Linked DNA regions of Homo sapiens: region 1 is linked to region 2. A link is a loop called in an ENCODE intact Hi-C map of the cell type or tissue named here. Cell type or tissue: dorsolateral prefrontal cortex. All regions are shown on one strand. Each heading gives the region's core, and the rest is flanking DNA. Links, peaks and the distances in the headings are about the cores only. Region 1 overlaps LINC01756 (long intergenic non-protein coding RNA 1756). Region 2 overlaps PTPRU (protein tyrosine phosphatase receptor type U).

Region 1 (10,648 bases), core at 1,220-9,219, 75 kb after region 2:
AGAGCAGCCCTGTGTGTGTCTCACCAGCCTGACGGGGCCTGCTCACCTGCCCCCAGCCTCCAGTGCAGTGGGAGGGCCCTGGAGAAGCCTGGGTTCTGATCTGGTCCTGGTTTTTCCATTCGTAAAATGGTGGGAGTGTGGACCAGGACATCACTCAGGGTCCTTCCACTTTCAGAGTTGGTTCCAAGGGACCCTGGCCATTGCTGTCCCCATCCAGGCCTCTGAAGCAGTTCCTCAGGTAGGGTATATCAACTCGAGATCCCTGAGGGCCACAGAGCTGCCTCTCACTCCACTGGGGGCCCTGGATCAGGTTCAGCTCTTTCTGGGGCAGCATGGGAGGCTCAGGCTTTGGTGTCAGGCAGATGGGCCCAGCAGCTGCGAGACCCTGGGCAAGTTAGTGCCCTCTCTGGGGCCTACTTTATCATCTGTAAAGTGGGGACAGTCCTGTTTGGATCAGATGAGGTAATGATTAAGTGCCTTATGTAGTGCCAAGCGTGTTGAAAGGGCTTACTTTACAAACATCGCAGAGATGGGGGCAGAGGAGACACAGCCCTGCTGGGGATGACCGTCCCATTGCCCCAGCCCAGCCCATTCCCAGCCCCAGCCGCCTCCATGGGGTAGAGAGGGAGGAGGAGCAGGCTGGCTGGTAGGGACCTGGGTCACTCCTGACTCTGTCACAGGCTTGCTGCCTGACCTTGGACAAGACAATTCCTGTTTCTGGAACTCAGTTTCTTCATATGAAGGCTGACTCTATGATGTACTCATTCTGTTTGCACACTGGCTGACCCTCTGTGCCTCAGTTTCTCCATTGGTCAGAGGATACAACCCATTCTAATGACCTCACAATTCAGCATACTTTAATCTGAGTTAAAAATTAATTGGCCAGTTAGGATCACACTTGGATAGGGCACAGACTGACCCCCTCATCCTCATTCTGAGCTGACCTCTGAGCCTTACGCGATGCATCACAAATGTGTGTCACGGGTACTGGCCAAGCGATAGAATATGACTTGCTTTGGCCAATAGCATGGGCAGAAGTGATGGCGTGTGAGTTCTGGATCCCAGGTCTCATGAGGCCTTGCAGTTTTTGCTTTTGCTCTTCTGGAACTCTGCTATACAAGGGAAGCTGTCTCACCTACCGGATGATTTGAGGGCACACAGAGGAGAACCAGCGCGTGCCATGAACAGTCAGTAGCAACTCCCAGGCTGTGAGTGAGGCTGTCTTGAACCTTCCAGTCTAGCTGACCTGTCAGGTAAGTGTAGCCACATGGCTAAGCTTAGAAGACACTGCCCAACCAACCCCTAGAACTGGGAGAGATGATAAATGGTTTTTTTTTTTGAAGACAGTCTGTTGAAATCACTTGTTACATACACAGTTAGTTTTTGCTAACTGATACACACGCGTGCGGAGCAGTCTGGATGCGGCTCGGCCCTTTGCTCTGTTCGGTGCTGGCTCCTCAAGGGCAGGGAGTATTTCTGTGCCATCTTGTGTCCATTGCCCAGTAAGGGGCTTGTCATGGAGCTAGTGCCCTGGAAATGTTGGCACGAGGGAGGGAAGGAAGGAGAGGTTGGACTTGCCTGCCCGACTGACCAGGGGCCTTGTGTGGCCTCTCAGAGAAGCTGGGGAGGTGGGCTCTGTATTAGGAGGAGCACCAGCTCCAGAACCCATAGTCCCGCCCCCAGCTCCACAACCCACAGTCGGGTGACCTTGCACAATCCCCTAACAACCCTGCAATAAACATAACAGGACCTACCTGCAGGATTGGTTGTGAGGTCTAGGGACAAAATATTTAAAAGGAACCAGCATACTCCCTGGTGACATAATTGACCCTCAATAAAGGGCATCTCACGCCATAATACTGAAGCCCCTGGATAATGAAAATGGTGACGATCACCTTTCATCTAGTGCCTATTCCTGTGTTATGTGTCCTACACCCTTTGGCTCTTCCTTACTCCATACAGCAGCTCTTTAAAGGGGGGATTCCTACCCCTCCATTTTAGAGACAAGACATGGAGGCTCAGGGAAGTGAGTTTACTCACCCAAGGTCACCTGGCCACTATATGGCAGAGCAGGGACTTGAACCCATGTTTAGGCTGACTCCAACACCTGGGCCTTTAACTGCTCTGCTCTGTGGCCTCCCTGGCCCAAAAGCCTAAGGATCCCCTCGGTGTAATACCAGATGGGGAATTTGTGGCCTAAGCACTGCTTTTCAAATGCTGTGAAATGTGTCAGAGGTGGCGGCCTCTCAGACAAGGTGGCGGCCTCTCAGACAAGGTGGCCAGGAGCACAGGAAGATGAATGGTCCAGCCGGGTTCTGTCCAGGGCCTCTGGCTGAGCAAGTGTGGGTAGAAACCTCCACCCACCCAGGCCCCAGCAAATAAGATTTCTACAAGTGCAGCTAGGCCAGCTGCCTGTTACTGCCAGAAGCTAAGTTGTTTCTTTATACCATAATAAATCTGGCTGTAGGAGTCAGCGAAAGCAATGATTACTTCACACAACCTCTCTCAGCCCCTGATTGAGATGCATTATATATCCCAGGCACCCAGGAGATGGAGCCGTGACATTGATGGATGCCAAGGCCACTTGCAAGGCCCTCATTGGGAGCAGGGCCTGGCCAATCTCTCTCCCTGGGCTCCATGGACCTCCCCCTGCCCCGGTGACCTCTGATGGACAGGAGCTTAATGAGCTTTGGCCTCAACATCCCCATGGCTAAGGGCAGTGCAGAAATAATGGAGTCATTGCATAGGCAGGATCAACAGGTTCAAGTCAGGCAATGAATGGCCAGCAGGTAGAGGATGAGGGCTTTGGACGTGGGGATGTAAGAAAGCAAAGCTTTATTCGGCACTGAAATGCACATTGCTCAGTGCTCTCTGTAGACTGTCATATGTCAGTCTCCAGTTCCACCTGTGAGGTAGGTACTATGATCATCGCCATTTTACAGATGAGGAGACTGAGGCTTAGAGAGCTTAAGCAACTTGCCCCAGGTCAGAGAGCCAACAAGGTCACACAAACAACAGCAACCAGTGTGATCGTTTGAAAAAACAGGCCAGATCCCATCACTCACCTGCTCAAACCCTCCAGTGCCTCCTGCTGCTGTGTGCATGAGCACTGTGCTCCTGACCATGACCTCTGAGGCCCACCTGTCCTGGCTCTACCCTGTCTGTCCACGTCCCTCCTGCACGCTCCTGCGCACTCCAGGCTCTTCTTCCCCCATCATTCTGAGCTCTTTGCATGGACACCCTTCTCCGGTCCTGCATACCTGGCTCTTGCCTGGTGTCCAGTTCCCAGATCAGATGTCCCCTTCCTGAGATGCCCTCCCTGAATGCCCTGAGTGGCCCTCCAGCACCCACTGTCCCTGTGTCTTTCAGGGCCCATCCTGTGTCTGTGCCTTGCTGCTTTCTCACAGTGGGTGATGAGCTTGTTCATTCACTGGGTATTTCTTCTCACCAGACTGAGCAGCGAGAGGCCAGGGCCATGTAGGTCTTGTCCTCCTGTGTCTGTTGCACTGGGCATGGTGCCTGGCACATGACAAGAACTCAACGAGTATTTGTTGAATGAATGAAAGTTGCAGAGCTGGGACTGGAGCTCAGGTCTGTCTGGCTCCAAAGCCTATACTCTTAAGCACATAATTTTTAGTCCTTGGATGACCACATGGCTTGAAGTCATGAGGCTGGGTTCCAATGCTGGCTCAGCTACCACCATGCTGTGTGGCATTGAGCAAACATCTGGGGCTCAGTCTCCTGATTTGTCCATGAGGAGGCAGAGCTAGGTGCTTTCTAGGAGCTCATTCTAAGTAGGACAGCATCAGGTTCAACATCCCTCAGACAATGGGGCTGACATTGCTCAGTGGGGTCCAGGCCATTGGCCTAAGCATCGGGTGTCTGAGGCTGGTGGCTTTACACTGACTTTAGTCTGATGGGCCTGCACCCCCACCCTGGCTGGTCCTGGTGATCACAATAGTGACTGCTGTGCATTGTCCCTAATACAGACTGTTCCTAATCTCCCCAGCATCCTGAGAGGTGGGTATCACCAAGCCCATTTAGCAGGCAAGAAAGCTGAAGCTCAGAGAAATGAGGGCAGAGCTCTCAATGTCACAGCTAGAAAAGATTCAGTCTCTGGACTAGAACTTGGGACTGACTCCAAAGCCGGTGCTCATGCAAACAACAGCCAGTCTATGCCTGCACCACACCAGCTGCTTGAGGCTGCTCTCAACCCTCAGCCAGGCTGCTCTCCCAACCCTGCCCTAGCTGGGCTCATCTCCACTGTGCCTCACCATCAACAGCCTCTCCAGGTCCAGGGCCGGCTTGAAACACTGCCTGATCATCCTAGTCTGCTGCATTCTCACCGTGAGGGTGGCCTGAGTCAGCGGGAGCGCAGGAGCTGAGAACGCCTTTCAAGAAAAAGGAAACTCGTCTAAGCTCACCTCCTACTCTCTCCCTGGGATGGGAAGAGGGACCCTGACCAGAAATGTCATTTTCTGCTCATTTCAAAGTGAATAATGTGGCTGTCTTGGGCTGTGTTTAATCTCTTAATGCATCCCTGTTTGAAGAGCAATGGGCTCAACATCCCTCAGAGACAATGGGGCTGGCATTGCTCATTAGTGCCCAGGCCACTGGCCTAAGCATCTGCTTTCTGAGCCTGATGAAATCTTGGGTGTAGTCTGAGCTTTGGTCTGATGGACCTCTGTACCTACTTTGGCAGGTCCTTGCATTATACCTAATGTGGACATTGTCCCTAATCTTCCCAGAAATCCTGAGAGACAGATGTTACCAAAACAATTTGATATATGAGGAAAGAGGCTCAGAGAGCTGAGGTGAATTGCTTAAGGCTACACAGCTAGAAAAGAGCCAAGACAGAATTAAAAGCCATGTCACTTGACTCCAAACCATTGCTCTTATAATCATTGGAGAAATACTGGCAGATCTAAACCTGAACCACATTAACTGCTGGAAGTTTCTCTTGTCCGTGAACCAGTCTGCCCTTTCAACACTCACTCAAGCTAGGCTCAGCCACAGCCACAAACAGGCTTAGCTGAGGCCCACAGTCAAACAGGGCTCAGGGCTGGGCATCTAGTAGGCCTGCAGCAAAAGCCAGTGACTGGACAATTGAATGTCTTGAATCTGCAGAGGGTGGAGGTGGCCTGAGTCAGCAGGAGCTGAGAAAGCCTTTTGAAGAAAAATGAAATGTATCTCAACCCACTCCCTACTTACTCCCAGAAGTGGGAAGAGGGAACCTGTCCAGGAATTTTATTTTCTATTCTTTTGAAAGTGGAACAATGTGGCTTTCTTGAGCTGTGTTTATTCTGTGACTGCATTCTCTCTTTGAAGAGGGCTGGGATTGCTCCCCAGGGCTCCAGCCCATGCATGCTCCTTTCCCTACAAAAGGCATAGCAACTCTTCCCCTTCTAGCCTCTTCCCCAATCAACCCTTTGCTCCCTTCCATGTCTGCCTCTCTCGCCCATGACAGTTCTTAATTTATTGTCTCTGAGCTCCAAATACATCCTTCGTTGCCCTGCTTTGTAATACTGGAGCTGGACCCTGTGAACAGTTCTCTTGTGCCAGCTAGAGCAATGTTAGGCTTTGTCAGGAGAGGGCGCTAGAGGGACACTGTAAGGTCCCTCTGCAGCGGGAAGGCACTTCCCTTCCAGGTTCTGGTCCTCCTTCCATCTTTTTGTTTCCAGCACAGGAGCCAAGGCCCAGTGCTATCATCTCAGTGGCCTGTGTGGACCAGCTCCAAACGTCTTTTCTGTATAACAGGAAAGAACCATCAGGCTTCACTCTCTCCACCTGGACATCGATTCTATAGACCAGCCCTACTCACACTTGACACCAGCCTGAACCCATGTGGGATCAGGTTCCCACAAAGACGGCCATGTCCACAGACTGAGCCAGCTTACTTTCCCTGGCAGGTTTCTTAGCCACTGGAGGCTGCATGTTCTCATGGTCATCACTCACTCATAGAGGAGGTCTGAGTCAGGGGGAACACCTTCTCCTGAGGCCCTATTTCCTTCATTATTCACTTTCCCTCAGCCTAGAAACAGTAGCTACTTTTTTGCACGTGCTGCTTCTGGGTCTCATAGAGTGTTCTTTTACCCTTTTTAGTAATTAACTATCCTTTGTTAGATAATAATTCTTTATATTAAAATTTCCACGTTCAGATTATGGGTGTGAGCTCTGTCTCCTGACTGGATCCTAATTGATAAGGAATTGAGAGCAGGAATGGTCCCAGGTGACAGACCCGCAAAGATGAGATTTTGATAGGTTTCATTGTGCCTTTGGGCTGGAGCACAATGCTGAGTTCCTTGCCAGTGGGAATGGGATGCTTGTAATCTACAGCATAATGGCACCATAATGTTGCTATCACCTGTAATGGATTTTGGTGCAATGCCAACTGGAGCAAGTGTCTTGGGAACTCAGGTGACTCCTGCACCTGACCATGATTACACCAGTAATGATGCCCGCAAGGACTGTGGTGTGGGATGAATCTTGCATGCACTGGAGCACTTACTAGAAAAGAAAAGACAAGTTGAGGTTATTTAATTCTCAGCTCAAATCATAGTTTGAGGACCACAGAGCTTCCATGTCATCCGTAAAAGAATCTCATATTTCATGTAGCCACAGGGCTGATATTGCTCAAAACCAAACACAAAATTTAATTGTGTGGGTGGCAGAATTTAAATGTCAGTTAAATTTATAGCATCACAAGTTTTTCATGTGAAAGTTTGGGTATAAATCAGGGAAGAATGTGATCTTGAAACTTGGAATAGGGACATCTGGTTGGACTCAGATAAAATGGAGAATCCTGATTCCCTGAGGCCCTCTGAGCCTCCCTTGCCAATGGAAATATCTTCCCCTCTTGTATCTGAGGAGGTTAGTTTTCCTTTGTTTGAAAATGCGGAGATAACCTCATATGGGGCAGATGCCTTGAGATAGCATGACCATTATCCTCAGGAGATGCCACAAGCACGCTTTGTTACCACTAGATCCATAACAAGGGTCAAATCTCAGCATGCTCCAAGGGGACAGGTACTCACTGTGATGCAGAACGAGGCAACACAACAGAAGAAAGGCAAGATTTTGCTAATGGCAAGATTTTACATAATTCAGGGAATATTTATGGGAGCTGATTCTAAGGGTGGAAGGTAATAATTCTGAATTCATGGATGTGGATTTGGTATTTAATGTGTTAAGTTGTGCAACTGAAGTTCGCTCTAACAGTTTACTCAGTTGGTTGACTGAAACTTGGACTTGAAGGTGGCTTACATTTAATGAAATTGAAATGCCAGAGGTTCCATGGCATAATGTGGAAGAGGGAGTCCAAAGGCTTAAGGAGATAGGATGTTGGAGTGAATTTATCATGTGTGACCTGCACAACCACCCCTGCAAACTATGTTCCATGAAAATTCTCGGAAGACACCTTCTTAACTAAGGCACTGAGAAATATATTATTGAGAGGAGAACCTTCATCCTTAAGAAACTCTGTGGATGTTCACCTTCATAGTCCAGTTATTACCATAGATTATGCTATCATTCCTGTGAACTTCTTGATTTCATGGGGACGATAGCATCCTGGAGCTGCAGAGGCTAAGTGGAATTGCTTAATAACCAAAGACAATATGGATGATGCGCCATAAAGGGCAGCAGGGATGTGCCTGTAATTAGAATGCCTTGGCCCATAGGGATCTTTGGTGGTGACTAATTGACCACTTTGTCCCTAGAAAGGAAATAGACAGATAGCCTACTAAAGCACTGCTTGATCTGTATCACAGAAAAACAAATGAACAAACACAACTCTAGCACTGGTGCCCAAAACCCGACTGGAATGACTGTTGCAGTTACGGCTTCTCATCCAGTTTCTAGACCTAAAGCAATTCACAGATCAGACCATCTTGATTTAGGAGGATGCCAGACCCTTTGAAGAAGATTCTTGCAGTAGTGCTATAAGTATATACCATAAGTCTTCCTCCATGCCTGCCTTATTCTAAGTGAAGTAACTCAGGAATGGAAAACCAAATATTGTATGTTCTCACTTATAAGTGGGAGCTAAGCTATGAGGATACAAAGGTGTAAGAATGATATAATGGACTTTGGGGACTCAGTGGGGAAGGTTTGGGGGGTGCGAGGGACAAAAGACTACATATTGGGTGTGTGTACACTACTTGGGTGATGGGTGCACTAAAATCTCAGAAATCACCACTAAGGAATTTATCCATGTAACCAAAAACGACTTGTGCCCCCAAAACATTTGAAATAAAAATAATTAAAAAAAACCAAACTTCCTCCAAGCCTTCTCCAAGGGGACCTGTGGCCACTTACTAGAATGACTGCATTTGGGGAAAGAAAGTACCCAGTCCTTTGGGGGATTACTAGACATTGACTCTGAATTTATGATAATTCCTGGGGTTGCAAAATGCCACTGTGGTCCACCATTCAAAGTCTTGACTTAGATCATCAGGTGATAGATATTTAGCCCAAATGTGTTCAGTTGGACATTCCCCCAGTTTCTGAATGTATAAGTGAAATTGGCATACTCTCACTGGGAAGAGACCCCATTTTGGGTCTTTGTCTTATGGAATGAGATCCATCATGGAAGAAAGGGCCTAAATAGAAGTTTCTGGAACTTCCTCTCTTTGCCATGATAGCAAATTGGAAGCACTTCCATATCCGCGGGGAAATTTCAGAGATTCATGAAGCCTTGAAATATGCAGGGGTGGTGATTCCTATCCCATCCCCATTTAACTTGCCTATTTGACCTATGCAGAGGTTGGAAGGGTTTTGGAGAATGACTATATTATTGTATATTTCATTAGGTGGTAACACCAATTGCAGCTGCTGCCCCAGATAGAGCATCTTTACTGGAGCAACTCAGTATACCACTTTGGTATGCAGCTGTTCACCCATCTACTGCATTTTTCTCTGTACCAATTAGTGAGGACTATCAAAAACAGTTTGCTTTTACCTGGAAGGGCCAACAGTACACATTCACAGTCTTGCCTCAGAACCAAGTCAATTTCTCTTGCTTTCTCCTATTATATAGTCTACAGATAATATGATCATTTTGACATTCTACAAAGCATTGCACTGGTGTACTACATTGATGATGAGCTGATTATGCCTGATGAACAGGCAGTAGCAAGTACAACATATGTGAATGTCAGGGTGGTAAATAAATCCCACAAAATTTCAGAGGTCTGCTGTCTCGGTAGTTTCTGAGGTTCAGTGGTCTGGAACATGTTGATATGTCTCTCCAAGGTGAAAGTCAAGTTGCTGCACATTACATACTGCTAAAAAAGAGGCACAGCACTTGGTAAGCATTTTGGATTTTAGAGGCAACATATGTCACATTTGCGTGTGTAACTTTGACTCATGAGCAAAAATCTCCATAAGGCTTCCAGTCTTGAGTCAAGGAGGTTCTGCAGCAAATTAAGGCTTCAGAAAAAGTTTCTCTACCACTTGAATGATCCAGTAGATCCAGTGATTCTCAAATTGTCCACAGCAGGTAGGGATGCTGTATGGAGTCACAGCTAAGCCCCTAAAGGGGAATCACAATGCAAACTTTTAGGATTCTAAAGTAAATCTATTCCTGTTTATTCAGACACTACTTTTTTCCCCCCTGAGAAATAGCTTCTAGCTTGCTATTGGACTGTGGTAGAGACTGGGTGCCTAACTGGGACATCAAGTGACCATGCAGCCTAAGATTCCTAATTGAGATTCTATTGACGCAACTAGTTATAAGGTTAGCTTTGTGTGGCAGCAATCTATCATCAAATGAGAATGCTATTAAAGAGACCTCACTTGGGCAAGCCTGGAAGGTATGAGTAAGTTGTATGAATTAGTAGTTCAAACTCCTTTCTCATCAACTTCTGCCGCATTGCCTTGTCCCCCTCAAATCATGCCTATGGCCTCGTGGGGAGCTCCTTATGACCAGTTGCTGAACAATGAAAACTCAAGCCTGGTTTACAGATGGTGCTGTCCGATATACCAACCAAAACAGAAGACTGAGGTATCACAGCCCCATTAGGGTGACCTTGAAATACAGTGGTGAGGGAAAATCTTATAAGCAGTATATTTGGTTGTCCATTCTGGAATAAGAGATAGCCAGAGTATGGCTCTACACTGATTTATGAGCAGTTGTTAATGGTATGGTTTGGCTGGTTGGTCAGAGACTTGGAAGAAACAGGACTGGAAGATGGAAGAGGGGGAATTCTGCAGAAGAGTCATGTGGATGGGCTTCTCAGAATGGGCATAGACTGTGAAGATTTGTGTCCCATGTGAATGTTTGCTAAAGGGCATCCACTGCAGAGGAGGCTTTCAATAAGTAGGTGAGCAATATAACATGCTTTGTGATGATCAGTTAACCTCTTTATTCCTCTGTCCCTATGCTTGTCCAATGGGCCCATGAGTAAAGTGGCTGTAGTGGCAGGGATGGAAGATATGCCTGGGCTTAAAAACATGAACATCCCTTTCCTAAGGACTTCTTTGGATACTGCCACTGCTGGGTGCTCAATCTTCTGACGGAAGAGACCAACATGAGCCCACAGTATGCCACCATTCCCTGGATAGACTGGTCATCTACCAGGTTTCATCTTGATTTCATTGTACATCTCCCATCATGTAGGGGGCATAGATTCTTCCTTATTGAAATAGA
Region 2 (10,648 bases), core at 1,343-9,342:
AGGCCCTCCAGGTACAGATGGGGTTAATACCCACCTCCTACAGGCAATAGGGTATGATGCTGACCAGGGATTTTCAAACAAAGAGCCAAAGAGCTCAGCCAAGGTCCTGCCTCAGCTCTGGAAAGAGTCTTCTGTTACTTCATCCCAACTGCTTGGTGCCATCCTCACACCCACATCTCACCATTTCAGGAGAAGACCGGGAGCCCCCAGCAGTGAGGAGCCCCTTTGTGCCTGGCTCTTCTGGGTGTGTTTTTCTTTTTTCTTTCTTTTTTTTTTTTTTGAGACAGAGTCACACTCTGTCACCCTGGCTGGAGTGCAGGGGTACCATCTCAGCTCACTGCAACCTCTGCCTGCTGGGTTCAAGTGATTCTTCTATTTCTGCCTCCCAAGTAGCTGGGACTATAGGCATGCGCCACCACACCCAGCTAATTTTTTAATTTTTAGTAGAGATGGGGTTTCATCATGTTGGCCAGGCTGGTCTTGAACTCCTGACCTCAGGCGATCTGCCTGCCTCGGCCTCCCAAAGTGTTGGGATTACAGGTGTGAGCCACCGCGCCTGGCCTGGGTGTGTTTTTCATGTGCTACTTCACATCATCCGCATCACCGCCTAGAGGAGTTGCAGCTGCAGATGAAACAGTAGAGCCTCCTAAAAGTGAAGTCGCTTGCTGCGTGTGAAGATGCCTAGCACTGGGCCTGTGACATAGCACTCACTCCCCAGGTGCTGTTGTTTGGGAAAAGCTCTCTCAAACGGTGTTTTTCCTCTGCCCTCCCACCACCACAGCAGCAGTCATCAACACAGGAGGCCTCTGTGACCAAATGTGTGGGGGCTTCTCCCCACCACCAAGCAAGCAATTAATTCTGTAGCAGACACCAGGTGGGTGTCCTCCAATTCAGTTCTAGCACAAGAGTCAGATCCCATGGGTTGAGGGCTCAGTCCCCATGACTGCCTCCTCCTCCAGACACCAGTCGCAAGTCTGGGCCTCCAGAACTTCTGGCCGACCCGCTGCAGGTTGGGGTTCCCACGACCCCCTCTTTGAGTTTGATTAATTTGCTGGAGCAGCTCACAGAACTCAGGGAAACACATTAACTGGTTAATTATAAAGGATATTGCAAAGGATACAGATGAAGAGATGCATAGGGTGAGGTATGGGAGAAGGGACATGGAGCTTCCTTGCCCTTTCTGGACCCACCATCCTCCAAGAAGCTCCATGTGTTCAGCTGTCTGGAAGCTCTCCGAACCCTGTCCTTTTGGGTATTTACGGAGGTTTCCTTACATAAGCATGATGGACAAATGTGATTGCACATAAAACACCTGATCTAAACCCAGCAAGGCCTGTCTGCTTAGACTTTACTTGGCCTTTCCGTGGCATTCCTTCCTCTAGGGTATGGGGCAGGACCCTCTCTGGAATGACCCATGATTAGATTAGAGCCCTGCCTTGGACAGGTGAAAGGAGGACAGGAATAGGTCAGAGAGAAATTTTGTTTCCTGAGGCCTGTTTCTGAGGCCTAAAGTGTCCAACATTATAACATAAGACTGTACAAAGGGTTTTATATATATAAATAAATATGTATTATGTTGTGCAAAAGTAATTGCTGTTTTTGCCATTACTTTAAAAAAATGGCAAAAACTGCAATTACTTTTGCACTAACCAAATATATGTAAATATCACAACTATCTATACCTCTCCCTCTTCTTCTTGAGATTGGGAAGCAGCTCAGGTCTGCTCCTTCTGGTATCGAAACCTCTTTTGGTGGGAAGCTTGGACTTCATCATCTGACCCACATGGATTCAAATCCCACCTCTGTTCCCTAGTAGACTTGCATGGTACACATAAGAGCTGCTATTTCCTGAGTGCTTAAGTATGCTAGGCGTTGTGCTAAGTGGGCTACTACATCAAATCCTCAACAAGCCTATGTGCAGATAGGGAAACAGAGGCTCAGAAAGAGAAGCCACCTGCCCCTGGTCACAAGGTTTGGCAAATTGCAGTCAAGATTTGATCCCAAGTCTGTGATGCCAAAGCCCACTCATTGATCCACCACGTGGTGCTGTGGACAAATCCCTTCACTCCTCAGATCCTCAGTCACATCATCTGTCAAATCGGGAGGAGTACCAGTGGCTGGCAGGTACCCAGGACAGGGTCTGGCATGGTTTGCGCTTGCTTCCTCGCCACTTGCTTGGGCATTTTCCTGGGTTTCTGATGCCTCAGGCTCCTGATGGGGCTCCAAACACTAAGGTTTGGGAGTGAGTGCCAGGGAGAAGCTTGCAATTCCTTTCTGAACCAATAGTGTTCTCAGGTTTATCAGGCAACCAGCTCAGGCCTTTGATGAACTCACTAAGATATATGGACCTCATTACCAACCAAAGGACTCACATGTATTTCAATCCTCACTTCCTCCCCTCTTTCTCATTTCAACTGTTAGTACTGGTTGCAAATCATGGGAAGTTGCTTCATCTAGTCAGTCATACATGTGCCTAGTCCACACATGACTGTGCTTTTGCATGTCACATTCCTGCAGGCAGAGACCTAATTTGGCCGACTTTGGGCAATGACTGAATTCCATTGACATCTGTCAAGTAGGAAAAATAGTGGTGCCTGACTCAGAACGCGTGGCCTGAACGAGGCTCTGTACTTACGCCATTTAGCATTGTGCCCGGCTTGAGTGGATTGGCGGCAACTGTTGTTTTTAAAGGAGATCTCATTGGGCTGGATTATGGCATGCATGGTCCTGCCAGGCCCAGGGCCCACTGTCTGTCCTCTATGGGAAGATAGAGGGGCAGGTGACAGAACACTGAGTAACAATCCGGAGATCTCAGTTCAAACCCCACCTCCATCACCAGTGACCTGCGTGACCCTAATGAAGTCACTCAGCCTTTTGGGGTCTCAGTTTCCTTATCCACAAAGTGGAGATGATTCTATTCCTGATCTTATGGGTTGTTGTGAAGTTCCAATAATATAGCAATCCTGATAACTAGTTTTTGAGGAGGGTCTTTGATGGATGACTGAGCCAGTGGTGGTTGGGGGGTCCTGGGAAGTACTGGGGGAGTTGGCAGTGTAGGGACATCTTGGTATTGGGAGGGGACCTTGGTAGAGGGAGAGGGTGGAGGAGGGAGAATTTCACTAGAGGGAGGGAGCAGTGTGGGGAAGGGCCTGAAGAGAGGGAGGAGGGCAGGTGGGCCTGGGTAGAAGGGAGAGTGGGGCTACCCTCCAGGAGCCCTCCTGGCCAGCAGCCCTGCCTTAGCCTGGGCTAACCAGGCCCTGCTCTCACAGCTGGCTGCACCTTCGAGGAGGCAAGTGACCCAGCAGTGCCCTGCGAGTACAGCCAGGCCCAGTACGATGACTTCCAGTGGGAGCAAGTGCGAATCCACCCTGGCACCCGGGCACCTGCGGACCTGCCCCACGGTAAGTCTACTCTCCATCGCCATTACCCCTTCTTCTCCTTCCAGAGGCACTTCTACCCACCTGCTGTGTGACCTTGGGCACATTACTTAACCTCTCTGGGCCCCATCTACATTTGCATCTTTAATGACATACGTGACACTGAATGTGGCTTTCTCTGGACACTGTCTAATTGTGCATGTCAGCTAGTTTCGTGTGTAAAATGAGTGCAGGCCCTCATGGCTGTGAGCTAAAACTCACTTCCAATTACTCCCCTTGCTGCCTAGCTCAGGATCCAAACCACTCCCACTCTCAGTTCTTCCTAAATCCTCCATCTTTGAGAGGCTCTCTTCAGAGATTCTTTTCTCCCAAAGAGCCCCTGAATCCTGGTCTCTCCAGGACTTGAAGATGCTGAAAGAGCAGTAACACTGGGACTAGATGTGTATAAAACCTTCCTTCCTCTGCCCTCTTCCTCCTGGAAGTCCCAGATTCTTCTCGACTTCTACCTTGCTGTGTTCCTATTTCAAGATGGGGCACCTTTGTCATCCTGAGCTCTGGACTGGGAGTCAGGAGACTAATAATATGGATTCTAGTACTGACTTCCTGCTTTCATCATGGCCCCTAGAACACTCATTCCAGAGTCACGAAGACCTGGGCTCAAACCCTGTCTCCAGTCACTTTACCAGCAGTGTCACTTAACGTATCTGAGCCTCCATTGTCTTCACTGTAAAATGAGGCAAACAGGACTCCATTTCAGAGGGTCATGAGATGATGCATATAAAGTACAGAGCACAGGGGTGGCATGCAGGGGTCAGTTATTTAATTGCTATGGTTGAGGGTCTTTGGGGGCCCTGATTACTAGTACTGCTCTTCACTGGATGCAGGATCAACTGGGAATTAAAAAAGAATGAGACAAATAAAGGCCAAATTGTCAACTTTATTACTGATAAGGGCTGTGTCAGAGGACAAATCAAATGGGCTTTCCGAGTGAATCCTGAAATTCCACAGCCTGAAGCCCACTCCCTTTGCCCCATCACACTAGTGCCCAGGGTGTTTACTGCCTAGCTCACGTCATGGCTGAGATTGCATCTGTTGTCAGGGAGGGGCAGCAAAGATTCTCAGTGGTGGGGCCAGGACTTGAAGCCACTAGGAGAGAAGACCTTCATGACCTGGCACAGGCGCCTCCTGCGGACTCTCATGGCTTGCCCCGCCTCCCCTTCTGTGCATTTGCTCACACTGTGCCCTTCCTGGGGCACTTATCTCTGCCTCTGCAGGTGTTAGTGGGTATCACAGTTTGCCTTCTCTGAAAATAATCTGTAAAGGTACCCACCATGGCAGGGACCTCGTGTGGGCCTCTCCATATTCCCAGGGCCCAGCCTCAGTCTGATACATGGTTGGCAGTCAGGTACAAGGCAGCTGATTGGAATTCACCTCTTATAGTACTGACCACCCTGAGTGCACACTGCCTCTCTTGTCACGTGCAAGCAGAGACATACCCAGTGAGAAAGGGGAGAGGGGAATTTAGCAATTAGTGTGAGCCTTGTGCTAGGTCTTGAGGATGTGGTGGTGAGCCAGATGGACAGTCTTTGTCCTCCTGGTTCTCACATTCTAGGAATGGGAGCTGGTGGTGGAGGGAGAAGAAAGGAGGGAGATTCACACTCAGAGATGGAGAGAGGAGAAGGAAGAGCGACAGGGACAAAGGGAGTAAATGAAAGAGAAGGGGAGGGATGTAGTGAGCCGAGGAGGAGGCAGAGGGAGCAGGAGGAGGAGGAAAGAACAAAGTGTCAGATTGGAAGAGGGAGAAAGATGCACACAGCTGCTCGCAGGGAGAGGAGAGAGAAGTAGCATGAGTGGGCCAAGAGGGAGTGTGTTGGGGGTTGAGAAGTGCCCCTTCCTGGGTGGGGATGGGGACTTGAGTTTAGTTTACTACTGCCCTGCTGGGACTGATCCAGGAGCCGCCTCCATAGGGCTTCTAGCTTACAGAGATGAATGAGATCGCCTCCAGCAGAGTCCCTGGGGAGCCCTCCTGGAGCGGGGATCTGAGTGAGCTTGTGTTGGCTGGCAGCCAAGCCCGGGAGGAGGCAGCGCTGGGTGGTTTCGGGTGCCCTTTGGGAAGCCCAAATCCCCCCGCCAGGTCCTGAGCCAGCCTAGTCCACTTCTACTCCACCAGTACCCAGCCTGGGTCTCTGGGGAAGGGACAGGCTGCCTTTCTCCAGGTTGGAAGTCAAGGGGATTTGTATTCCAGGAATTTAGACTCAGGGATGGGGGCTGGAAGGGAAGTTGGAATCCTTTCATTCAATCTCTGTTCTACATATTCATTCAGCTTGCGTCCTGAGGCCTCACAGCCTGGTGGGAGACACACAGGCACTTTAGTAATGACCCAGGGGGCAGGAGAGAAGCCCAGGGTGGGAGGCAGAGGGAGGGCTTTGGAAGGGGTGGCCTTTGAGGGACTGTTGTGTGCCAAGCTCTTGACTCCAGGGATGAATGACCTAGTCCCTGTCTCCAGGGATAGCTCAGAACATGGGGAAAGCTGTGGTTAGGCTGGGCATGGGCATTGTGACCTGTAGATTGTAAGGAGCCATAATTTTTTTTTTCTTTTTGAGACCGAGTCTTGCTCTGTCACCCAGGCTGGAGTGCAGTGGCGTGATCTTGGCTCACTGCAACCTCTGCCTCCCAGGTTCAAGCAATTCTCCTGTTTCAGCCTCCCGAGTAGCTGGGACTACAGGCACATGCTACCACACCCTGCTAATTTTTGTTTTTTTAGTAGAGACAGGGTTTTACCATATTGGTCAGGCTGGTCTCGAACTGCTGACCTCAGGTGATTCACCCACCTCAGCCTCTCAAAGTGTTGGGATTATAGGCGTGAGCCACCGCGCCCAGCCTTTAAATGGTTTTGACAAAGTCAGGTTTGTGTGTTTTTTACTGCTCCAGGTCTCCTGTGGGAAACAGATGCTAGGAAGTGAAGGGACTCACCCAGGGAGGTGGAGCTGGGGCCAGAACTCAGAATCCCTGACTCCTGGTGGGTCCCGTTGCCTGGAGTCCTCCTCAGTGCTCCCCTTGCCCTGGCCCTGTCCCTCCCCTGAGGTCTCCTCATCTCCTGCCTCTTCCTCCTCTCTTTCCAGGCTCCTACTTGATGGTCAACACTTCCCAGCATGCCCCAGGCCAGCGAGCCCATGTCATCTTCCAGAGCCTGAGCGAGAATGATACCCACTGTGTGCAGTTCAGCTACTTCCTGTACAGCCGGGACGGGCACAGCCCGGGCACCCTGGGCGTCTACGTGCGCGTTAATGGGGGCCCCCTGGGCAGTGCTGTGTGGAATATGACTGGATCCCACGGCCGTCAGTGGCACCAGGCTGAGCTGGCTGTCAGCACTTTCTGGCCCAATGAATATCAGGTGGGCTGGGTTCAGTCAGCGGTCAGCCTGTGCCTGGAGGTGGGGCAGATGGATGTCAAATTGAGGTTGGAGTAGATGAGTGGCTGAAGTTAGAATGTGTCTGCATTCAGTATCAGAGGCAACCTGTGGTCAAGGCCAGGGGTCAGTCTGGGGCCAGTCTGGGTTCAGCATCTGAGGTCATTGTTCCTAGGAATAGCCTCTGGCCCAGGTCAAGGGTGAGTTGGAACAGTGCTGACCTGGAAACTCTGTCTGGCTGCTTGAGGGTAACTGTCCAGGATTTGGGTGGAAACTGGCCTCCACCTTGTTCACTATGGGCGCTGGGACCCCACCCCCAACTAGCTGGCTTGGGAGGGAGGGTCAGTGTGAGCTGGGCTGACCTCTGCTAGTTGAGGCAGAGGAGGCTGAGGCCGAGCTGAAAGTGGGCACCTCCCCAGGCAAGGCTGGAGGAATATCAGTATGATAGGGGCCCTCCCGCCTCCCCCAGGTGCTGTTTGAGGCCCTCATCTCCCCAGACCGCAGGGGCTACATGGGCCTAGATGACATCCTGCTTCTCAGCTACCCCTGCGGTGAGTCCCAGCCCACTGGGGGCGCAGGGGTAAGGGGTGTGGGCGGCCGCGGCTCCTGCCTGCAGGGGGTGCAGGCCCAGCTCACGATGCAGCTCTAACCCCGCAGCAAAGGCCCCACACTTCTCCCGCCTGGGCGACGTGGAGGTCAACGCGGGCCAGAACGCGTCGTTCCAGTGCATGGCCGCGGGCAGAGCGGCCGAGGCCGAACGCTTCCTCTTGCAAGTGAGCGGGAGCGGTGATCTTGGCTGGGGGCGGGGTGGGAGGGGGTTGGTGGCTGCTTCTGGCCCTGACTCCCCCCAGATTGCTGAGTCCCTGCTTCATACTCCAGCACTGCGCACAGCGTCCCGGCCCTCCCCTAGCTCTGCTCTGCGCTTTCTTGGGTCCCCCATTCCCCCAGGTTAGAGCGCGGCTCCAGGAACCTATGTCCGCGCGGTGTAGTAGGGACGGCTAAATGGGGCCCGGGTCAGAGCGAGATCGGGACCCCTCGCTCCGAGGCGCCCCTGACCCCCTCACTCTCTTCCCTGCAGCGGCAGAGCGGGGCGCTGGTGCCGGCGGCGGGCGTGCGGCACATCAGCCACCGGCGCTTCCTGGCCACTTTCCCGCTGGCTGCCGTGAGCCGCGCCGAGCAGGACCTGTACCGCTGTGTGTCCCAGGCCCCGCGCGGCGCGGGCGTCTCTAACTTCGCGGAGCTCATCGTCAAGGGTCAGCTGGTGGACGCCGGGGAGCGCCGGGACCTCACCCTCGAGGGGCGGGGCCGGCGACGGGGGCGGGCTCTGCCCGGGGGCGTGGCCGTGGGGGGTGGGGCCGGCAGGGTGTCGCTGGGGCGCTATCTGAAGATGGGCCTGTGGAAATGGCAGTGGCCCAGCCGGGATGAGATCTGATCTAGGGGTCGGGGCTGGCTTCGAGGGGGACGGACAGGGTCAAGGTGAGAGCCTAAAGAGGGGTGGGGTTCTGGCTGTGTGACTTCTGTGTTGATCCTAGCTGGCCTGCGGTCCGCTCCAGGAGGCGAGGATGTGGGGGATTAGGAGGGGCCTGAGAGAGGGGTTGTGGGCTGATGGGCGAGGGCGGGGTCAGCCTTTGGAGCCAGGTGCCCCTTAGGGCCCGGGATTTAGTGGGGGTAGGAGAGCGGGTCTGGTTGAGGGCTTGGTAGCAGCGTGAGAGGCCCTAGGAGGACGGAGAGGGATTTGGGTGTGGTGGAACTCAGAGTTGGGTGCTGGGGTCTCACAGCAGCATCGGTCCGCCTCGCCTCTCCCCCATCTCCTCGCAGAGCCCCCAACTCCCATCGCGCCCCCACAGCTGCTGCGTGCTGGCCCCACCTACCTCATCATCCAGCTCAACACCAACTCCATCATTGGCGACGGGCCGATCGTGCGCAAGGAGATTGAGTACCGCATGGCGCGCGGGCCCTGGGCTGAGGTGCACGCCGTCAGCCTGCAGACCTACAAGCTGTGGCACCTCGACCCCGACACAGAGTATGAGATCAGCGTGCTGCTCACGCGTCCCGGAGACGGCGGCACTGGCCGCCCTGGGCCACCCCTCATCAGCCGCACCAAATGCGCAGGTGGGTGCAGCAGCTACCCCTGGCCTCAGTCTCTGGTGGGCCCAGGGCTATGGAGGGGCGCATTCGAGAGGTAGCGTGGCCTGTGCTTGTAAACCTTTCTAAAACATTGTGATTTTTCCTCAACCCTTGTTATGGTAAAGATAATGATAGCTAATACTTTACTTTGTGTCAGGCACTTAAACATATCTGTGTGTAGACACACACACAAACCCATATTTATAGATTTAAAACTTACAACACTACCACGATGTAGGTGCTCTTGTCGTACCCATTTTAGATGTGACTGAGGTACAGAGATGTTAAGTGACTGGCCCAAGAGCACACAGCTAGTAAGTGGCAGAGATGGGATTGGAACTCTTGACTGGCTGACTCCAGAATCTGTGTTCTTAATTCTACATCTAGATAAAATAAGCAACTAAATACCATCAAATACAAGTATATTATACATTCTAGCTGGTTTCTCTTGTCTGGGTGTTGAGCCTGAGGTCTGCTCTTCCTTGTTAAAAAGGGCAAAGCAGCTGTTGGAGGATGGTACACCTGTGCCAGATGAGGGTCTTTTTTGTTTAATCAGAAGAGAAATTGAGAACACAATAGGTTTTTCTTTTTGTGACTTTAGTATTGTTGTTGTTATTATTTTTCCTTTTGAGACAGAGTTTTGCTCTGTCACCCAGGCTGGAGCACAGTGGCGCGATCTTGGTTCACTGCAACCTCCGCCTCCTGGGTTCAAGTGATTCTTCTCCTGCCTCAGCCTCCCGAGTAGCTGGGATTACAGGCATGCTCCACCATGCCTGGCTAATTTTTGTATTTTTACTGGAGACAGAGTTTCACCAGGTTGGCCAGGCTGGTCACAAACTCCTGACCTCAGGTGATCCACCCGCCTCGGCCTTCCAAAGTGCTAAGATTATAGGCGTGAGCCACCGTGCCTGGCTTAGTGTGTTTTTTTAATGGACTTACTAAGATAAATGTAGAGTCACATGCAGTTGTAAAAAAAATACAGAAAGATTCTCTGTGCAAGTCACCCTATTTTCTGCAGTGGTAACATGTTGCAAAACTATAGCATAATATCACAGTCAAGATATTCACATTGATACAAACCACAGATCTTATTCAGACTTTTCTGGTTTTGCTTGTACTTGTTTGTGTGTGTGTATATGTGTATGTAGTTCTGCACAATTTATCACATGTGTAGGTTTGTGTATTCACCACTACAGTCAAAATACTGAATAGTTCAATCCCCTTAAGGACTCTTTTATAACCACATTCACCTCCCTTTCTTCCTCTACTCCCCAACTTTTGGTAGTCACTGATCTGTCCTTTCTAAAATTTTGTTGTTTCAAAAATATTATATGAATGAAATCAGAGTATATAACCTCTAGAATTGGCTTTTTTTGGATAACAGCTTTATTGCAATATAATCCACATCTCATACAATTCAATCCTTAAAATGTACAGTTCAGTGGTTTTTAGTATACGGTAGTCCCCGTGTATCTGAAGTTTCTCCTTCTATGGTTTTAGTTACCTGTGGTCAACTTGAGGCTTGAAAAGGTGAGTACAATACAATAAGATATTTTGAGAGAGAGAGACAGACCACATTTGTATAACTTTTATTATAGTGTGGTGTTGTAATTGTTCTATTTTATTATTAGTTATTGTTGTGAGCCTCTTACTGTGCCTAATGTAGAAATTAAACTTTATCATAGGTGTGTATGTATAGGAAAAACATAGTTTATCTAGGGTTCGGAACTCTCTG

What was found. A loop is a pair of places that touch in the nucleus more often than their neighbours do. Peaks named below come from ENCODE experiments on the same cell type or tissue, not always from the same donor. Only the 100,000 strongest peaks of a DNase experiment are listed, where the experiment ranks them.
Region 1: a loop joins it to region 2, with 2.1 times the contacts of the local background. A loop is called at or near these places in 16 of 110 quality-filtered maps.

What each region holds. Positions count from the first base shown.
Region 1 is chr1:29,326,802-29,337,449 of GRCh38, forward strand. LINC01756 (long intergenic non-protein coding RNA 1756) reads right to left here. Exons shown (of 3, transcript NR_110758.1): 2 at 6,365-6,507; 3 at 2,819-4,391. Among named protein-coding and RNA genes, the nearest start is that of LINC01756, 18 kb to the right of the region's middle. In dorsolateral prefrontal cortex, for the core only: no CTCF peak of the experiment used is centred there; a DNase peak (open chromatin) is centred at 4,256; H3K27ac peaks cover 2,951 bases.
Region 2 is chr1:29,252,006-29,262,653 of GRCh38, forward strand. PTPRU (protein tyrosine phosphatase receptor type U) reads left to right here. Exons shown (of 30, transcript NM_133178.4): 2 at 3,270-3,401; 3 at 6,500-6,771; 4 at 7,256-7,337; 5 at 7,444-7,559; 6 at 7,865-8,039; 7 at 8,605-8,898. Among named protein-coding and RNA genes, the nearest start is that of PTPRU, 21 kb to the left of the region's middle. RefSeq lists enhancers at 1-107, 2,771-3,289. In dorsolateral prefrontal cortex, for the core only: no CTCF peak of the experiment used is centred there; DNase peaks (open chromatin) are centred at 5,414 and 8,004; H3K4me3 peaks cover 1,808 bases; H3K27ac peaks cover 472 bases.